Linked DNA regions of Homo sapiens: region 1 is linked to region 2. The links are chromatin loops, found by intact Hi-C in ENCODE. Cell type or tissue: ascending aorta. All regions are shown on one strand.

Region 1 (2,500 bases), 120 kb before region 2:
GAAGAAAAGTATAATCCTTCTCTGAAGAGAGGCAGTAAATATTTGGACATAATATTAGAATCTACTGTCCTTTTTTTAATTTTATTTTTCCATAGGTTATTGGGGTACAGATGGTGTTTGCTTATATGAGTAAGTTCTTTAGTAGTGGATTTCTGAGATCCTGGTGCACCCATCACCTGAGCAATATACACTGCACTGTATTTGTAGCCTTTTATCCCTCACCCCCCTCCCATCCTTCCCCCCAAGTCCCCAAAGTCCATTGTATCATTCTTATGCCTTTTCATCCTCATAGCTTAGCACCCACATATCAGTGAGAACATACAATGTTTGGTTTTCCATTCCTGAGTTACTTCACTTAGAATAATAACCTCCAATCTCATGCAGGTCACGCTAATGCTGTTAATTCATTCCTTTTTATGGCTGAGTAGTATTCCATTGCATATATATACCACAGTTTCTTTATCCATTCGTTGATTGATGGGCATTTGGGTTGGTTCCACGATTTTGTAATTGTGATTATGCTGCTATAAACATGCGTGTGTAAATATCTTTTTTGTATAATGACTTCTTTTCTTCTGGGTAAATACCCAGCAGTGGGATTGCTGGATCAAATGGTAGTTCTACTTTTAGGTCTTTAATGAACCTCCACACTGCTTTCCATAGTGGTTGTACTAGTTTACATTCCCACCAGTAGTTTAGAAGTGTTCCCTGATCACCCCATCTATGCCAACATGTACTGATTTTTTTTTTAATGTTCATTCTTGCAGGAGTAAGGTGGTATTGCATTGTTGTTTTGATTTGCACTTCCCTAATCATTAGTGATGTTGAGCATTTTTTCATATGTCTATTGGCCATTTGTATATCTTCTTCTGAGAATTGTCTATTCATGTCCTTAGCCCACTTTTTGATGGGATTGGTTTTTTTTGTTTGTTTTTTTCCTTGCTGATTTGTTTGAATTCATTATAGAGAAACTACTAACCTTAATCAGAGGGTTTTCTAGTTGCTTATAACCAAAGAACCTTGATGGTACAATTTTTCTTTTGGAGTTCTGTCTTTCATATGTTTAGAAAGATCTTCCCAAGAAGAATTATAAAAATGTTTCTTGAAATTGTCCTCTAGCTTGTTTAGAGCTTTTAATCTAAACTTCCCAAATTGGTGTTATACTTTGAAAATAAAAAGAGTTCCATGTAATTATGCCAAATGAATTTCATAGACTTCACCATAAAACTATTTTTTCATGTTAACCCTATTAATAGCTCACATGTTAGTGTTCCTTCAAACACATTTAGAAAATGCTATTTTCTCTTAACTGGAATTTATTTTGTTTGCCAGGAGGTAGAGGTCTACATTTTTAATCCAAAGAGGTAACCAATTGTCCTGACACCATAGATTAAATAAATTTTACTTTACCTAGTAGTTTGATATGTTATTTTTATCAGAAACCAAATTTTTATCTATACTCGGGGTTGATTCTGGTGTTTATGTTTCATTGCTCTTTCTTTCAGTTTTGGCACAAGCAATACATTGTTTTAATCATTATGGTTTTATCATGTTTATTTATCCATTACTGCAGGTCTTTTGCAACTTTTTTTTTTTTTTCTTTTTTGAGACAGAGTTTTGCTCTTTCACCAGGCTGGAGTAAAGTGGCGCCATCTCAGCTCACTGCAACCTCCACTCCCCGCCCAGTTGAAGTGATTCTCCTGCCTCTGCCTTCCAAGTAGGTGGGATTACAGGCATGTACTACCACGGCCGGCTAATTTTTGTATTTTTAGTAGAGACGGGGTTTTGCCATGTTGGCCAGGCTGGTCTCGAACTCCTGACCTCAGATGATTCACCCACCTTGGCATCCCAAAGTGCTGGGATTACAGGCTTGAGCCACCATGCCCAGCCTTTTGGAACTCTTTACCTGTTTGTTTGTTTGTTTCCATATTTCCATTCAATATTTTACCAGACTAGAGTACCTACTAATGCAGGGAATTGTAATAGGCAAATCACCTGAGAGGCATTAGTCATACATACAACTTATATTCCAATGAATGTATAGTTATTAAACAGTTAATTACACAAGTTATTTATTACAATTTTTATACATTGTATCTTCATACAATGTGGGGCCATAAAATTAAGAGGAAATATACTTAAGTCCTCCTTGAAATATGTGACTTTGAACTGGTTCTTAAAGGACAGGAAAGAAGTAACTAGGACAAAAGGAAAGGGAAGAGAAATTAAAGCATGAAAAATAGTAAAGGTCTTGAGATGCAAACATACTAAGCATTCAGGAAACTAAAGCCATAGTGCCCAGGGCATGGAGCAGGTCAGGAAAAGAAGCCCACGATGTGCCTGGCGAGGGCAGAGGGAGCCATGTGATCTAGAACCTTGGAAACTGTAAGGAGAATTTAGCTTTGATTTTAACAGTAAGAGGAAGCTATGAAAGGACTTTAAGCAGTGGGGTTACAAGATCAGATATTCCCCCTTATTATTGTTTAAGAAAAACTAAATA
Region 2 (2,500 bases):
GTTCAACCAAGTTCTGAATCTCAAACAAAGTAATAAAAATAGAGGAAATGATGAAAGATACAGTATTCAGACTCAGCTGTCCTTTAGGGTCCCTCATACACGTCCTTCCAGATCCCTGGTTGTGCAGATTTTTTTTCTTTTTTTAGATATGTGAGCCACCCAATATCATTTAAATAACTCCTTTCAAATTAGGGGCAGCAGTGTTGCTGTTGCTTGCAATCAAAGAACCCTGGCCACTGCAGGTGGAATACAACCTGTGACACGTGTTTGCAGGGAGGCAGAGGCAGGTATAACTCCCATCCTGTAAAAACACAATTCTAATTCTATCCACTAAAAGATTTTTAAAAGCCAACTTTTGAACTGCTTTTCTTTTACTCAGGCCAACTTTTAACACTGAAATCAGCCCCTCAAGGTGAAAAACAAAACATCTATTGAGGTCTTATACTAATCGACAGCCTCAACTCAACCTATGCTTACATCTGATTTCTCAGCAAATAGATATGAACCCAATCTTGCAGCTACATGCTAGAAAATTGCCTAGCAAACAATGCATGAACCTTCTCTGTCTCTAAAGTAAAAGAACACATTAATTTTATCAGGGCATTCAGAGCTGGGATTATGTGCCTGCCTCTCTCAATCGCCCCCTAGAGATTTAGCCAAACAATGTCTCTCAGTTGTGAAAAACAAAATAGAAAGCAATTACTATTAGGAATATTAAACTTTACTCTTAGCTTTTAAAATGACACTATAGTCCTTTCTCCAAAGAGTTCTTCAATCAGGTATTCGCTCTGTACTGCAAAAGAAACCAAGGATGCCTCTGTTAAGCAGGGATTATGAGATAAGATCCGTAATAGACATCCAGCCTTATTGGAGTAACAATATTTCATTACCCTGCATCAAACTAATGCACCATTATAATGATCTGATCATTAGAATAGTGGTTCATTCAGACTAATAGCCCACAAAATGTCAGCCTATAAAACAAAGCTGAGCTTGGTTATAGGTACAGATAGCCCACTGTAGGGCCATATCACAGACTGGGGAGAGAGAATCTTCTGTCTGCAGTCACAAATCAAATGCCTCCATGCCCTGGGAGGAAAATCTGGAAAGACACTTATGTATTATGACATGCCTGTTGTGAGAAGTGGCCTGATTGTCACTTGGGCGCTGTGCTATTCTCTTATGTCTGCATGGTATATTATCGTACTATAGCCACTCGACCCAATGTTCAATTAAAAGAGGGTTTCTTAGCAACCAAAACAATATTATTGTGCTGTCAGAGGAAAAACACCAGATTAGCAGAAAATCCCGATTCCAAGTTCTGAATCAGGACTTCCGGCCAAACACATGCTCTGCCCTTGACTCAAAGAGGCCTCCACAGCCAACGCTCCCCACGGGGCTCTCCTCCTTGGCCACAACAGCTTCGCTGGCACAACGTGGTGCGTGGGTGCTGAGTGAGGCACCAGCCCCAGTGCTGGGCCTGTACGTGACCAGGTGGGGGTGTGGGAGGCCCAGAAGGAGCCATCCCAGAAGCACCCGCTGTATGTACATTCACTGTTGTGGTGCGATCTGCGAGGCCCAGCTTGTCCCGGCACCACCCTCGGCCGCCCTGTACGTTCCCTCTTTTAAAGGCATCTCCCTCCTGTGCTGCTCGACATCATTTCAGGGGTATCACAGGATGTCCTTGGAGCTCTGCTCTTTAAACAGCTTGGATTCCTCCCCTAAGAGCTGGCAGCCTTCCTTACCCCACGAGAAAGTTGCTGGAGCTACATTTGGGAATGACTCTGTCTGGGAGGGTGGACATTGCAGAACCGGCTTCTGTGCAGGAGGGCCTGTGGAGGCTTGGTAGGGAGGGAACGACTGAGTTGAGTCCCCATTTCCCTTCCCCCATCTGCCACTCTCAGCTCAGGGTGTGGGGTGCAGAATGAGACAGATGCCCTCACTCTAGGACTCTTCCCTGAACCCTTAGGTTTGGTAAGATGTCCCTCCCAAATGCTGTCACAATAACCTGTGTGTATTCTTGCGATTTTCATTCACTGTAGTAGCACAGACCACGTTATATATTAAAAATGCCCAGAATTTCTGCTTCGTGGGGATGAGACTTTGCCTTATTCACTGCTTAACTCTCACGTGTAACACAATGCCTAACGGGGGGAAAAAAGGTGAAAAACATTCAATTCGCTTCACACACAGCACAGGAAGAGTGTGTTGCAGGGGCCACAGTGGTGCTCTTGGCCTCTGAGAGTTTAGAATCTAGGAGAAAATGAGGATGAAAGTGTGGACTCCAGGGAAGCAGGGGCTGGCGGAGAAGTTCAGCAGGCGGTTGGGTGAGCTCCCAAGCTGGGGAAGGGACCAAAGCCTCCAAGTGAGGAGCCCTTCCCAGGCAGCGCCTCTCCCACCCACCAAGCCCCAGTGTTGGGTGTTGGAGGAAACAAAATGTGTTCCTCTCTTCCCTTAAGAGGAGCCCTATAAATGCCGGCTGCTTAAATTTTCACCTATG

What was found. Hi-C counts contacts between places; a loop is a spot of excess contacts. Peaks named below come from ENCODE experiments on the same cell type or tissue, not always from the same donor. Only the 100,000 strongest peaks of a DNase experiment are listed, where the experiment ranks them.
Region 1: a loop joins it to region 2, with 3 times the contacts of the local background. A loop is called at or near these places in 1 of 110 quality-filtered maps.

Annotation. Positions count from the first base shown.
Region 1 is chr10:33,956,104-33,958,603 of GRCh38, forward strand. No RefSeq gene overlaps it. Among named protein-coding and RNA genes, the nearest start is that of LINC02629, 53 kb to the left of the region's middle. In ascending aorta, no CTCF peak of the experiment used is centred here; no DNase peak of the experiment used is centred here.
Region 2 is chr10:34,077,581-34,080,080 of GRCh38, forward strand. No RefSeq gene overlaps it. Among named protein-coding and RNA genes, the nearest start is that of LINC02629, 170 kb to the left of the region's middle. In ascending aorta, a CTCF peak has its summit at 1,496; a DNase peak (open chromatin) is centred at 1,411; H3K4me3 peaks cover 482 bases; H3K27ac peaks cover 2,002 bases.